Linked DNA regions of Homo sapiens: all the other regions are linked to region 2. The links are chromatin loops, found by intact Hi-C in ENCODE. Cell type or tissue: heart left ventricle. All regions are shown on one strand.

What was found. A loop is a pair of places that touch in the nucleus more often than their neighbours do. Peaks named below come from ENCODE experiments on the same cell type or tissue, not always from the same donor. Only the 100,000 strongest peaks of a DNase experiment are listed, where the experiment ranks them.
Region 1: it touches region 2 in a loop (3-fold over the local background); 38 of 110 quality-filtered maps call a loop at or near these places.
Region 3: a loop joins it to region 2, with 5 times the contacts of the local background. A loop is called at or near these places in 48 of 110 quality-filtered maps.

The regions. Positions count from the first base shown.
Region 1 is chr17:21,237,382-21,242,381 of GRCh38, forward strand. It overlaps NATD1 (N-acetyltransferase domain containing 1), which reads right to left. Exons shown (of 3, transcript NM_152914.3): 3 at 1,489-5,000. Among named protein-coding and RNA genes, the nearest start is that of NATD1, 14 kb to the right of the region's middle. RefSeq lists enhancers at 1,472-2,216, 2,962-3,706. In heart left ventricle, a CTCF peak has its summit at 2,474; a DNase peak (open chromatin) is centred at 3,430.
Region 2 is chr17:21,117,378-21,122,377 of GRCh38, forward strand. No RefSeq gene overlaps it. Among named protein-coding and RNA genes, the nearest start is that of DHRS7B, 7.1 kb to the right of the region's middle. In heart left ventricle, a CTCF peak has its summit at 2,432; a DNase peak (open chromatin) is centred at 2,464; H3K4me3 peaks cover 306 bases; H3K27ac peaks cover 192 bases.
Region 3 is chr17:21,449,434-21,454,433 of GRCh38, forward strand. No RefSeq gene overlaps it. Among named protein-coding and RNA genes, the nearest start is that of KCNJ12, 76 kb to the left of the region's middle. In heart left ventricle, CTCF peaks have their summits at 727 (motif pointing left) and 3,044; DNase peaks (open chromatin) are centred at 3,208 and 3,688; H3K4me3 peaks cover 696 bases; H3K27me3 peaks cover 455 bases.

The DNA of each region.
Region 1 (5,000 bases), 120 kb after region 2:
TGGCTTGTTGGGAAGTTTAAATGAGACGACCTAGTCCAGGGCACCTAGTTGAACTTTTTGTCTTAGTTGGCAGATGAAACACCAATACATTTTTATGCTCTGGCTCTCCTTTCCTAGATTCCAGAATGGCCATGCAGAGGCTTATTCCTGCAGTCTCAGTGTCTTTCCACACCCAATGTATGACCCCATCAAGTTTCCTCTTGAATCAGGACAACTCTCAGGAACAAACCGCTCAAGGGGCCCCGTCTTTCAACTCCTGGGTTCCACCCTCTCCCTAATTCAGAAAATGATAGAATCTCACCCAGCCAGATCTCCCACCTGACTCCATGTTTAATGGCCTACAAGTGTCTCCCTCGACCCTCAGACAAGCTCTTCCCAAGACAAGGGACCTTTTACTTTTAGCACTCCAGTGCATGATGTGCTGGTATTAGTGATGGCAGATGAGCTGGTATTGCTAATAACCATTATCTCACCCGTCCACACATCCATCCACCCACTTACCCATCCACCCACTCATCTACCCCTCCATCTATCACCCAATCATCTACCCACTATCCATCCATTCTTGGTCTGCCTGGTTCTGGGGTCTGTCATCCTCTAGATGCTTTGCCTCAGCCTTGGTATCAATGAACTGGCATTTATGTCATATGCCACAGCCCCTGCAGGCAAGAATATTTCTCCTTGCCCTGATTGTCTGTTGGTTGCCAGCCCTTCCCTTCTCTGATCACAGAGAAGCTGGAAGCCTGCAAACTACATTTGCTAGAGCCCTTACCAGTGGGCTTCCAATTTGTTTCTGCTGGTAGGAAGCACTGATCAATCAGAAGGCAGTAAAGTTCCTGGATCTGGGGGTTTTTTTAGTGGTGGCAACAGCAGGCATGCACACCTGGGTCTTGTTCAGCCATCAACTTTCTACCAGGAGTACCCTAGCAGCCCTGTGATCCCCAGACGCTTCTGGGTGACACCTGTTCCTCCAGCCTCCATGTAAAAGCAGCTTCCTGCACTTACTTACCAATATTTTGGCAATCTCACCTCCACTCTCACTCCTCTCATCCTTCCAACAGTTTTCATAACCAGTCCCCTGCATTAAATCCACTCTGAAGTGCCTGGGCAATTTCCATTTTCCTGACTCTTCACTGACTGGTAATGTCCTTGGTAGCAGGAATGACTTCCTAGAAATAGAGCCTTAATGCTGGAAATCGGGGACTGGTTATCTGCCTGGATTGGGCTGGAACGCAGTAATGACCTCACTGTCAGAGGGGATGTGGTACCCTGGAAAGTCACAGCATTCAGTGGCAAAACTAGTCCTCACAATATCACCTATGTTAAGTGCCTGGCGTGAAGTGTCTCTTGAAGGCAAAGTTTGAGAGACCAAATGGCTGCAGCCCTTCATGTCATGGGGACAGCTGGAGAGACTGGTGGCTTCTGACTACACTGGAGTCAGAAGTGATAAACCCAGCTCAAAACATGGACAGAAAACCAGAGAGCATCTTTGATAACCAGAAAAGAATCTCTTTAATATCTTGTAGCCGTAAGACTGATACAACTGAAAACATAACCCTAAATTTGATTCTGCAGGTTGCAGTTACAACACAAGTTGAAGTCACAGCCTTGCCGGAACTCTTATGTAAAGTTTAGGGCATTGGATCTGGAAGGAGTGGGACCCTGAGAATCGTAAAGGGATATTTGGGTGGACTTGAGCAAATCCAAGAACCCTGAACTGAGGAAGAGCAGTGTGAGTACATGGTCAGGGGCTCCATGAATATTCCTGCCTGCAACCCCAGCTTCACAGGCAATTCAGCCTTCTCCACACTGGCCCGGCACTGGCTAGCTGCTCACCTTATGGCTCGAGGCAGGACCCCCCCGCAGCCTTGCAGCTGAGTGGGAAGTTGCTGGAAGTTGTATCTGTTTATTGCTTTTAAGGCTGTCATGAGCAGACATAAGACCTCATATCACACAAGCTTGATGCCACCAAGAGGACGGGAGCTGGGCTGGGTCCTGAGCCCTTCTAGCGGTGTGGCTTTGGCTTGTGACCCCCGACTCAGCCTCAGTATCATCTATCAAATAGGCCTAATAATGGGCATGTCCCGGGACTGCTGTGAAAACGAAGTGGAGTAAGATTGCAACGGGGCCTGGTGAGGTGGCTCACGCCTGTAATCCCAACACTTTGGGAGGCCGAGGTGGGCGGATCATTTGAGGTCAGGTGTTCAAGACCAGCCTGGCCAACATGGTGAAACCCCGTCTCTACTAAAAATACAAAAATTAGCCAGGCATGGTGGTGGGCACCTGTAATTCCAGCTACTCGGGAAGCTGAGGCAGGAGAATTGCTTGACCCGGGAGGTGGAGGTTGCAGTGAGCTGAGATCGCACCTCTGCACTCCAGCCTGGGCGACAGAGCAAGACTCCCATCTCAAAAAAAAGATTGCAACAGGCCTGGCAATTTATCTTTCATTCTGAGTAGCCATGTAACCCCTAGTGGTAACTAGGAGAAATTGTCCTCCAGCAGTCTGTCCCCTCCCTCAGTAGCTGGGGCGGAATGAGATATGGCCCTGGGCCTGGTGCAAGATTTTCACTTGTTTTGGAAGCATTAGCCACAGCTTTTCCTTGATGGGCATGTGTTATCATGAGGCTGGGCCTCACCTCCCTGCATTGGACCAGAAATTCTAAAGGAAGCAACTTCTTATGGCACAGCGGATCTCATGCATGGCATCACTGCCCCTTCCCTAGGAGACCGCACAAAGCCACTCAGCTTCATAGCTGGGCTGTGGCCTCAGAGGCTTTTGTGCCTGGAGGTGGCAGGGAACTGTGGTGTGGGGGCTGGGCCAGCCGGGAAGGTAGAGCCGCCCAGACTGGGGTCTGGGTTCCTGAAGTCACTGTTATCCTGCAGGGAGACCTCAGCCAAGCCCCAGTGACACGCAGGGTCTCGCTCTCCACGCTGAAGGCTGTGCTGAGGGCTGAGCAAAAAGAGGCCAGACACCAGGGAGGGAAGCCCGCCTCCCCCTCCCCACCTCGACCTCCACACCAGTTAAGGCTGACCGGCAGGTTGCTGTGGGGGAAGCGACAGCGTGCAGACAGCACTGCATGCCAGGCCACACCTTTTATGGAAATGTTCCTCTGAGACCTGTTGATGAGCTTGGAGAATGAGGAAGGGGACGGTCCAGCGGCCAGCTGGGTCCACACCCTGCCGCCGGCCCTGAGGAGGGAAGGCACGAGTCACTGCCTATTTTGACCCGGCAAGAAATACAAACCCACAGGGTGAGGCGGGCAGAAAAGCAGCTCTGTGGGAGACCTGCAGGCCCCTGAGCATCCCCTGCCCCAGTCAGGTTCTCGCCCAGGTGCATAAACCGGCCCCATGTGGCGGCATCCTTACCAAGGACCCCCAGGTGACCGGACAGGAGGGGTGAGGCTAGGCTGCCAGGCAGACAGGGTAGCACCAGATGGGATGGGCTGGGGGCTCCAGGGCACGGTGTCTGTGGCAACCCAACCTGGGAAGATGTTATTGCTCTGCTGGAGACCTTGGGCCAGGCCCCGCGAAGCCCTGCCTAGCCCCTTGGCGTGGGTTAGCGGTGCTTTAAGGCAGCCCGAGGCGAGGAGGCCAGGTCATACCTGCGGGAGCTTGATGAGGCCTCATGAGAAAGCCCTAGTCTCAGTTCCTGGGCCCGGGGCCTCTGCAGGCCTCCACCACCCCATGCTGCCTAGTTCAAGTATTTGTTGTGGGCTGGCCAGATCAAGAGTCACCTGCTAGAACACAGGGGTAGGAATCTTAGGTGGGAGTGGGAACAGAGTGGCACCAGGCCCATTCCCTCCTGGCTCTCAAGGTCCATGCTGGCCCTCAGGGGCTTCCTGTGGGGGACTCTTTGTGCTGTCACTGCAAGGGACCCTCCTGCGGATGGGCTGGAGGCCACAGGGACATGGCCCCAGCTCACTGAGCTCCTGAGTGGTCATGATTGACTATGTGCTTGAACTTGGGGAGGGACGTGTAGATGGGAAGGGGGTGACCTTAGGGAGGGTAAAAGAGGACCCTAGCTCTGCTGCCCTGGGACAGTAAGGGGAAGGCCCAGGCCTGGCTGCCCATCCTCTGTGCCTACAACCTGCTCTTTCCTTAAATTCTGCCAGCAATGGGCCACCCCTAGCCCCGGAGCAGCTCAGCCCACCTCCTGCCAGCTGCATCTCCCTGGAGGCCCAGGGCTTTCTCCGACCTCTCACACAAGCCCTTTGCAAAAGAGCTGACTTCCTGGAGGCCAGGGCAGGAGCATCTGCCACAGGTCAAGGGGCAGGGATGTCGGGGGTACTCAGGATGGTGACCCCTCCTGGTCCATGCTGTGACCCACAGCAGGGGTTTCGAGGAGACTCCGGGGCTCGGGGACCCCCATCGGCAGGCTGCCAGGCCTCCCTGCACATGCAGGTCTCCGTGGTCCTGCGTCCAGGCAGGAAGGCCCCTGGGCTGCTGTTGCTGGAGAAGGAATGTGGGGGGTCTCGGTGCCAAGACTGGGGATAGCAAGGAGGTGAGTGGGAAATGCAACCACAGGCCAGCCAGCGCCCGTGCATGGAGTCAAAGGGAGGAGTCAGCATGGTGACCACTGCCCCTGCACCGGGGGAGGAAGGCATGGGGGTCCTGGTGAACCTCTCCCTGTACTGCCCAGAGCCCAGCCTGACTCCCCCCGAAGCCGGGTAGGGATGCATCACTCCGACTAACAAATGTCTCAGCCCTAAAGGGCCCCTGGCTCCAGGTCACCCTCCAGCTCTACAGAAGGGCAGGGACGAATCTGATCCTTGTTAGCACTGACACAAGAGGGCGGGACCTGAGTCAGCCCCAGGGGAAGCCAGCATGCCCTGGAAAGGCTGGTCCCACCAAAGCATGCTAGTGTGTCTCCCAGGCTGCACCCAGGAAGGCTGGGTTGGGGAGGAGCCCAGGGCCAGATGGGCAGCAAAGTGTATCCGGCTGTAGCCAGCCACAAAAGAGGACACTGATGTCTGGCAGCAGCACAGAAACCCCTGTGGCTG
Region 2 (5,000 bases):
CACTACCAATTAGTAGATTTTTCCATGAATTGTGAAACTGTCTTATAAAAATCACAAATGCATGACATCTTATATTTGCATGTTAAAATCGTTTTATTAAATTGACTGCTTTAAAAATATTTCATAATTATCATAATCTCATTTTGGCTCTTTCTTCCCCCCTTTCATTTATTAAATGTGTTCACCAAAAAGTGGAAGCTCTGAAGTTGAATATACATGAGAAAAGCAAATAAAACTGTCTCTCATCAAGCCAGGATGAAGATGTGGTAACCTGTTAAACTGACAGGCTGATTCGAACAAAACCCAGACAGCTCCTGGTGAGCATGAAATAGAATTGGTTTCTTATTTGGGATGCCAAGGTGGGTGGATTACCTGAGGTAAGGAGTTCGAGACCAGCCCAGCCAACATGGTGAAACCCCATCTCTAGTAAACATAGAAAAATTAGCAGAGCATGGTGGCATATGCCTGTAATCCCAGCTACTCAGGAGGCTGAGGCAGGAGAATCACTTGAATCTTGAACTCAGGAGGCAGAAGTTGCAGTGAGCTGAGATCATGCCACTGCACCCCAGCCTGGGCAACAGAGGAAGACCTGGTTCCTTAGGAGGGAGGTCTCCTACACATTCTGCACAATCTCTGAGGGAAGATGTGTGTGTGTGTGTGTGTGTGTGTGTGTGTGTGTGTGTGTGTGTGTATGTGTGTGTGTCAGTGGGGAGGCGGGTTCATGGGACTCCACTGTCAGAGAATTTCCTCCCTGGACTAGAACCGAGCCAGCCATGTCATTGTACTGCAGAGCTGCACCCACTAACCCCACTCCTGTCTGGGAAATCCAGACAGTGTAACTGTTTGCAAGGGTGCTCTGGAGCCAGACTCTCCAGGTTCAATGCCAGTGTCTGAGGTTTTTTCCCATTTGACATCAGCTCATAGTCTGACACAGAGATGTCTTCAACAGGAGTAGAACTATTTAGTAGAAATAATTGAGTGCAGAAGGGCTGTTTTTTTAAGGTAAATGTGGCTTCTCTGCGACCCATATGCATGGTGGAAATGCTCTACATCTGTAACGAACATTGGACATTTGCTGTATTGGTCACTGTGTTGAACACCTGAAATGTGGCTAGTGGGACTGAAGAACTGAATTTTAAACTTTACTGAATTTAAACATAAACAGCCACATGTACCTAGTAGCCACCACATGGGACAGCAATGGTCTAGCTCCCAAGTGCCAACAGCTTCCTGTGGAAAAATCAATTTTATTAAAATATGTGTCCTACCCTGCACTCAGCCTTTCTGGATGTCCCTCTTCAATATAATATCTGATTAAGGATTTGAAGAAAATACAGTATAGATATTGTTTGTAGAATAGACGTAAGACCCTAAAATACAGTTTTATACAAAATTTGATAAATCCTGGCCGGGCGCAATGGCTCCTGCTTGTAATCCTAGCTCTTTGGGAGGCCAAGGCAGGCGGATCGCTTGAGGTCAGGAGTTGGAAACCAGCCTTGCCAACATGGTGAAACCCCGTCTCTACTAAAAATACAAAACAATTAGACAGGCCTGTTGGTGGGCCCCTGTAATCCCAGCTACTCGGGAGGCTGAGTTAGAAAAACCACTTGAACCCGGGAGGCGGAGCTTGCCGTGAGCCGAGATTGCGCCACTGCACTCCAGCCTGGGTGACAGAGCATGATGATTCCGTCTCAAAAAATAAATAAATAAAAATTATAAATCCTTTCTCTAAGAGAAGAAATATGGCTTTCTTATTTCTTTTTCTTTTCTTTCCTTTTTTTTTTCTTTCTCTTCTTTTTCTGAGACAGGGCCTTGCCCTGTCACCCAGGCTGGAGTGCAGTGGCGTGATCTCGACTCACTGCAACCTCTGCCTCCCTGCTTGGAACGATTCTCCTACCTTAGTTTCCCGAGTTGCTGGGACCACAGGCACGTGCCACCACGCCTGGCTAATTTTCGTAGTTTTAGTAGAGACGGGGTTTCACCATGTTGCTCAGGCTGGTCTTGAACTCCTGGGCTCAAGCGATCCGCCTGTCGCCTGCCTCGGCTTCCCAAAGTGTTGGGATTACAGGCTGAGCCACCACGCCCGGTCTGGGCTTTCTTATCTCTGAGAGTCACAATTTCTGTGAGGCAGCCACCAACACTAGCTTTTAAGTTTCAGGGAGTTGCAGTGAAACTTTCTTTCCTGCCAGGAAGCTGACATTTTCCAGAAACCGCAAATAACAGAACATTTTGTCTCTGTGTCAGCTTCATGCACCCTAGTCTTAAACCAACAATGTTCTTAAAAATGCATTGTTTTTCTTCTCTTATCGCTTCTCGGTTGTTCTAATAATTTGATAGCTTCAGTACACCATTAATGTTCACCTTACACCTCCCGGAGGAGGAGATGGCGTGATACTCGCAAACACGGGACTACAAACTATTGATTCCATTCCGCGTGCTTCAGGAAGGTGGCGCTGTTTCCGTGCAGCTCATCAGGTACCTCAGAAAAAGAAATTTGGTGGAGACGTTTCCGCAGCCTCCAAGCAGCATCATTCAAAGGACAGGTCAGCAGGAAACAGATTTTATTTTAAAATTCCCAGCAGCGGGAGGGACGGGGGGGGGGCGGGGGAGGGACTTGTTAGAGTTCCTGTCGCTAAAGGAAATTCTTCCTAGAGCTATACTAAACTTAGTTATTACTGAGACAGTTTTTTCTGGCTTCATCAGAGGAAAAATATAGTTATGCATCCCAGTATTTTTGCAACAATTCCACCACCAACAGCAATAAAAACGGCTGCAATTTATTGAGTACTATCTTCTGTGGCACTTTACAAGTGTTATCATCTTTGGCTTCACAATTTCTTTACTATCTTAAGGATGAGAGGCTAAGGTTTTGGGGTGTTAAGAAATTCAACATCTGTCTAGCTGTTCTATTAGGTGTGTAGTGATACCTCCCCATGGTCTTGATTTGTATTTCCCTAATGGCTAGTAATGTTGATCATCTTTCTATGTGCTTATTTGCCGGTTGTATATTCTCTTCAATGAAGTGTTTCTTCATGTTCATGTCTTTGTCCATTTTTTAAATTGAATTGCTCAATTTTTTCACGTTGAGTTTTGAGAGGTTTTTTTTAATTTAAAAAAATAGAAACAGGATCTCACTATGTTGCCCAGGCTGGTCTCAAACTCCTGGGCTCAAGCAATTCTCCCACCTTGGCCTCCCAAAGTGTTAGCATTACAAGTGTGAGCCACTCAGTGCCTGGCTGAGAATTCTTTGTATATTCTAGATATGAGTCCTTTTTCAGATATATAGTTTGCATATATATTCTTCCAGTGTGTAGTTTGCCTTTTGATTCCATTAACAGTCTTTTGCAGAGCAAAACATTTTTAATTTTGATCAAGTCCACTTTATGAATTTTTTTCTTTTATGAATCATACTTTCAGTGTCATTTTGAAGAAATCTCTACCAACTAGGTGGAGAACTAGGGTTCCCCCACATTTTCTCCTGTACTATCTTCTAAAATTTTTATGCTTTATGTTTAAATCTATTATTCATTTTGAGTTAATTTTCATAAATGGTGTGAGGTTTAGGTCAAGTTTCTTTATTTTTATTTTTAAATTTTTGCCTATTAACATTCAATTGCTCCAGCACCATTTATTGAAAAAGCCTATCATCTCATTGAATTGTTTTGAATCTTTCTTAAAAAATCAGATGGACATACTTGTGTGGGGCTATTTCTGGGTCCTCTATTTTTTCCCATTGACCTATGTATTCATCCTTCGATAATACCAAACAATCTTGAGCTATGTAATTAGATTTGAAGCTGGGTGCGGTTGCTCTCGTCTGTAATCCCAGAACTTTGGGAGCCCACAGTGGGAGGATTGCTTGAGCCCAGGAGTTCGAGACCAGCCTGGTCAACATAGCAAGACCCTGTCTCTACAAAACATACAGAAAAAGTTAGCCATGCGGGGTGACATGCACCTGTAGTCCCAGCTACCTGGGAGGCTGAAGTGGGAGGGTCACCTGAGCCTGGGAGGTTGATGCTGCAATGAGCTGTGTTTGCACCACTGCACTCCAGCCTGGACAGCAAAGTAAGACCCTGTCTCAAAAAAATAATAATAAAAATTGAAATCAGGTAGTTCCATTTTATTATTGTTTTCCAAAATTGTTTTAGCTATTTATTCTATTTATTCTAGTTCCTTTGCCTTTCCACATACATTAAAAAAAAAAATCTTTTCTACATCTTCAAAAAATTTTGCTGGCATTTTGATAGGAATTTTGTTAAACCTGTATATCAATTAAAGGAGTATTGACATCATTACTACGTTGAGTCTTCAGTCCATGAGCTTGAAATGTCTCTTTCTTTAGATCTTTAATTTCCTTTCTTTTTTGAGACAGGGTCTCACTCTGTCGCCCAGGCTAGAGTGCAGTGGTGTGATTTTGGCTCACTACAACCTTTGCCTCCCAGACTCAAGTGATCCTCCCACGTCAGCCTCCCAAGTAGCTGGGACTACAGGCTACCATGCCCAGTTAATTTTTTGTATTTTTTTTTTTGTAGAGATGGGGTCTTGCCCAGGCTGTGTTGAACTCCTGGACTCAAGCCATCTGTCTGCCTCGGCCTCCCAAAGTACTAGGATTGTAGGCATGAGCCACTGTGCCCAGCTGATCTTTGATTTCTTACAACAATCTTTTGTAGCTTTTAGCTTATAACTCCTGTACATGTTTTGTTAAACTTACACCTAAGTATTTTGATTTTTTGAGTGATTATAAATTGTACTGCATTTAAATTTTTGGTTTTCATGTTTGTTGCTAGTATATGGAAATACAATTGATTTTTCTTTTTTTAAAAAAAAATTTTTTTGAGACAGGGTCTCACTTTGTCACCCAGGCTGGAGTGCAGTGGTGCAATCATAGCTCACTGCAGCCTCAAACTCCTGTGCTCAAGTGATCCTCCCACCTCAGCCTCCCAGGTAGCTGGGACTACAGGCACATGTCACCAAGCCCCACTAATTTTTTTAAAAAATTT
Region 3 (5,000 bases), 330 kb after region 2:
GACCTAGTAGGACATCAGATGATGAATTTTCATGTGATATGAATTCAGCCTAGGTATGTCTTAGGATTGGTTTAGAGGGAAGACTGAAGCAGGTGAAATGGCAACCCCTTGAATACACATCTGTAATAAATTGAAAAATATTCATCATGATTTAATGGTATCTTTTAAAATAGGAAACAAAATATTTCCTGTTCATTAGAATCGTTACATCAACTAAAGTCATCATAACTAAAATCATCATTACATCAACTAAAATACAAAATATGGAATCTAATCTGATCTTCAGCAGATGTTGGCATTTCTTTAAGTACACATCTTCACTTCTGCAGTGCACTAACAGAGACTCAAGAATGACAAAGGGAAAAAAAAGGCAAAATTAGGAAAAAGGGAGACATTTTGTAGTTGATGTTGGATACACTGGATGGACTATCCATTTGATATACCTTCTCATTGATAGAATAGGAGACTTCAGGTTTCACAAAGGCAAATCGTGTTTCATGAGAAAAAGCAACAGAAAAATATCGATAATAAAAATATTTTAGTGTTTTATGAAGAACTGTATGTAGCTTGAATCTTTAATTAAATAAGTGTTTTCTTTTGCATGTAAAATAGAATTCAGCCTTTCCTAACTCAGGACAGCAATGGGCTGAAGACACTGCTGGGCCCATCCTGCCACCTGCTGGGAGGCCTTGTTCCCTCAAAAGCCTTGGTTTGGAAGGATGATTGGAAAATAGCTTTACACACCCACCCTTTATTGTGTTTTTATTCACAAAGCCTTAATATACCGCCATACTTCATGTAGTTGATTTTTCACATCTCTGATAAGTTTTTAAATGTCAGTATTCCTACTAAAGTCTCTCTCTCTGTCCTGTGTTCTATGTTCTAGGGTGTATGAAGAAAGGGCTTCAGCAGAAACAGAGGCTGAAGCCTGCGTGCTGGGGGCCGAGAGGCCAGAGGAGAATGTGATGAGACATAGAATTGGTAGTGCAGGAAGTTGGAAGATCAAGTACCGTGATGTTGGTGCTGGCTGCTTGTGTTAAACTGCCTAGGTTTTAATCTACGGTAATTTTCGCCCACCTGTGGGGCTCCCCTGGTGCCCCAGCTGTGATGGGGTAACTGAACTGCCACCAGGGCCAAGCTGTCAGTGGCCCAGGATCTGGCGCTTGGAAGAGTTCTGAGAAGCACCCCTGGATCAAATGAGGAGAAACAGACTTCATCCATACCTATTCCCATTGTATTTAAAGAAGTGAATATTCTCAGGGATTTCCACAGTTTTAAAAGTGTCTTTCAATTAAAACATTTAAAATAAAATAAGGTTGAGGTAACAACCAAGTTACACTTCTTCCAGCAGCACCCAGACAGCGAGAGCCCTCAGATTTTAGAATTTTAGAAGAGAAGATTGTGGCCATGTCTGGAATTCAAAGAAGAACCAGTGAGAAGAGCTAGATAGAACTGATGGATGCTGAAACATCTAATATTAAAATAGAAGGGCAACCCTAAATGATAATATAAAATTACAATATTAATGGTAGAGTAATTAAGGAAGCCATTAATGTTGAATTATGTATGTGTATGTTAAACCTATAAATTAAAATATCATGAACATTATACCATCTGTGCTGGTTTCAGTAATGCTGTTATAAAATAATTATTAAACTGTATGAATGACTTTTTATTAATATAAAATTATAAATTGCTATTGTCAAATAGAACTTTAAATTTGAATAAAAAGAATATATTATTACTAATATGTTAGACTTTGATAAAATATGAAATTTAAACAACATTTTAATAAAATGCTAAGTTTCCCAGTAATATTTATATGAAGTTATTTGAGATACTGTTTGTTCAACAAATAATGTGACAGTGTCTAGTGTTGGCACTGTTTGATTAAGTGGTGGAAAAATAAAACATTTGCAAGGAAATGGGTTATTTCAAGTTATATTTTAATGTCCTTTTATTTCCACATAATAAAATCTTTATGCTGGGCATGGTGACTCATGCCTGTAATCCCAGCATTTTGGGAGGCTGAGGCGAGAGGATCGCTTGAGCCCAGAAGTTCACGACTAGCTTGGGCAACATAATGAGACTCTGTGTCTACCAAACAATAAAAAATAAAAAATTACCCGGGCCTGGTGGTGCGTGTCTGTGGTCCCAGTTACACAGGAGGCTGAAGGAGGACTGCTTAAGCCCAGGAGGCAGAGGCTGTAGTGAGCCATGATCCTGCCGCTGCACTCCAGCCTGGGCAACAGAACAAGATCTTATGTCAACAATAAAATGAAACCAAAAAGTAAAATCATTATTATTCACTTGATATTCGTGAAGAAATTGTCAATATTGATTAATATCCTCATCTGAATTTTAAGTGATTCATATAATGGCAGACTGTAAATATATTACTTAGAGATAAAGAGGACTTTATTTAAATATTCAAGTTATTGTCAACTAGACTATTTTAATGTAAATCTTGTGGCTCATGTCATATGTTATTAATATTAACTTTAATTTTTATAATAATTGTGTGCATTTCAATGTATGCATTTCATTTTAGGTAATTTTGCAATTTTTTATTTTTATTTTTATCTTTTTAGAGATGATGGCTCACTATATTGCCCAGGCTGGTCTTGAACTCCCAGGCTCAAGCGATACTCCTACCGCAGTCTCCCAAAGTGCTGCTGCGAATACAGGCGTGAGCCACTGCGCCCGGCTCCGATTTTGCAATTTTAATTGTTCTGCAAAAGTTTCCTCTGAATATTCATCATTCTGCAGTGTGTGAATGAACACAGCCTGAAATGTTGAGAGACTTGAGATAGAGTTTAAAATATGGTGATTTTATTCCTCGTGTGTCTTCCAGGTGAGAATCCACACGTTATCACATGAACCAGTGATGTGTGTCATAAGGAAATTAAGAAACAAACCTATACTATTTTTGCTACCCTTATTCTCTGGAAAATGAACTGTAATAGATTTCTAGAATTAATTTTTGATGCTAAAAATATTATCATTCCAATTCAATAGTGAGAACAGCGCCGCGTTCTGTGCTACGCTAGGGGGAGCACCCACTTTGGTAATGAACATCGTTCCCTGTTCGTCTTTAGTGAATTAAGGGCCGGATGAGGAAGTGGGAAATAGGAGGAAGCTGTGCCTCCCCGGAGGAGCACGTGCCCTCAGAGCCATAAGGCAGGAGCAGAGGCTGCCTGAGTTTGCAGCGCGAGGCCAGGGGGCTTCCCTGGGACTCGGCGACCGCCCTGTGCGCTCGGACGCGCAGGCAAATCCCCGCTCCGCTGCGCCTGGTGTGCACGGAGCCCTCCTACTTGCTTCCTACGCCGCTTATCCGTTTATCTGCATCGTAAAAGCCAGCGTTACTTTGTTTTCGTTTCAACTACTTTTCCAGTGCCACGGGATTTCATGCAAAGTGCCTTAGACGGTAGAAATGCCTACTCCTCTCGTTTCCTTATTCCTGGAATGCGCTCACATGCGGCCACGTAGGGACCTGGGACGCTCAGCCCTTTCTGCGCCCTTGCCCTCTCCGGGGCGGCATCTGGCAAGGAGGGCGGCCCAACACCGCAAGCCTGATCCCAGGGGCTGACCTCTGGACGGTCTCAGGGACTGACTAGGGATGCGGCCGCGGGAGGGGGCAGCCGAGCGGGGAGAGGACTGGGGGAGGGGCGCGGGGTGTGCTCTTGGGGTAGGGCGGGGCAAGGGTGGCTTCGGGAGGGACTGGGAGGGGGCGGCCCTAAGAGAGCGGTTGGGCTCCCTGGCTGCCTGTACACTGGTGCTTTTTTCTTTGCTAACGCCCTGGATGTCACCAGCCCAGTTTGCTCATCTCGCCGGCAGCCCCACTGTGGTTCCGTTATTTTCTGAGAGATTTTCCCTTCCTTTCTCTTTTTGCCCTAGACCAGAACTGCGAGCAGACACCCCTAGCACCCCGGAAGATGGGCTATGGTCTCCGGCCACCTCCTGCCCGTTTCTCATTAAAGCTTGAGAAGGAGGAGGGTGGCTGTGTCCCAGGAGCTGGGTTGGCACCCTCAGTGAGGTTGTGGGGCTCTCGTGGAGAACACAAACCATCCCTCAGGACAGCAGCAGCAGGCAAGACCCCAGATGGTCCTGATCAAGACAAAGACAAGCCACTCCAGCATCCTGTCTGAATACAGACAGATGGGAGCATCTCTCAGGCCAGGAGTGCCAGCCGTGTCCCCTCCCAGCCCACATGGTGACTGCTGCTTTGGCCTTGGTGACAGCCTGTCCTGCCCTTGTCAGGCCTCCCGGGGGATGAGGTTTATGAAGCTTCCAGTGTATACCTACCTCCTCCTGCTTCCTGACAGTGCTCAACTCAGAGCCAGCCCCCTCTCCCGTTAGTCCACCCCTGGCCAGCTGGCACACACACACAGCCTGCGGCAAGGCTCTTCCAAGCCTCTCACTGCACCCTCCACAGCGCCATGGCATATTCTTGCAGAATGGAACAGTAAATCCAGCTGTAGTTTAACAACAGGTGTGTCTCTGGTAGGCACACTAGGCAGCGGCTCATTGGCCTGTATTTAAAATATGAACATGTGCATGACTGCAAAGGCCTAGATCCTCACTTTTTCCTACAAACCAGAATTGCTGTTCTCAAAGTTTAAACCACATTTGCAATACATGAGATCGATCCACAGCCTGAGTGGAAGGAGCCACATGCAGGGGATAGGGGGCCAGGCCACCCTTGGGCAGAGAATGTGGGTGCATGGAGAGGGTGTGTGGGGCAGGAAGGATCCCTGAGTGTTTCGAGCAAAGAGTGTGTGATCCTGCCTGCCCTTGGTGCCGTCCACTGGGGCTGGTCAGTGAGGCCGAGTCCATCATGGTGGTGGGGACACATGGCAAAACTAGAAGCCCTGGGGGAGCTGGGGGAAGGGAGCAGGCACCCATTATGCTGCCGTTGCAGTTTTCTATAAGTTCTATAATTATTTCAAAATAAAATATTTTAAAATGACCATGTCCCTAAAGGAGGGATAATAGTAAGC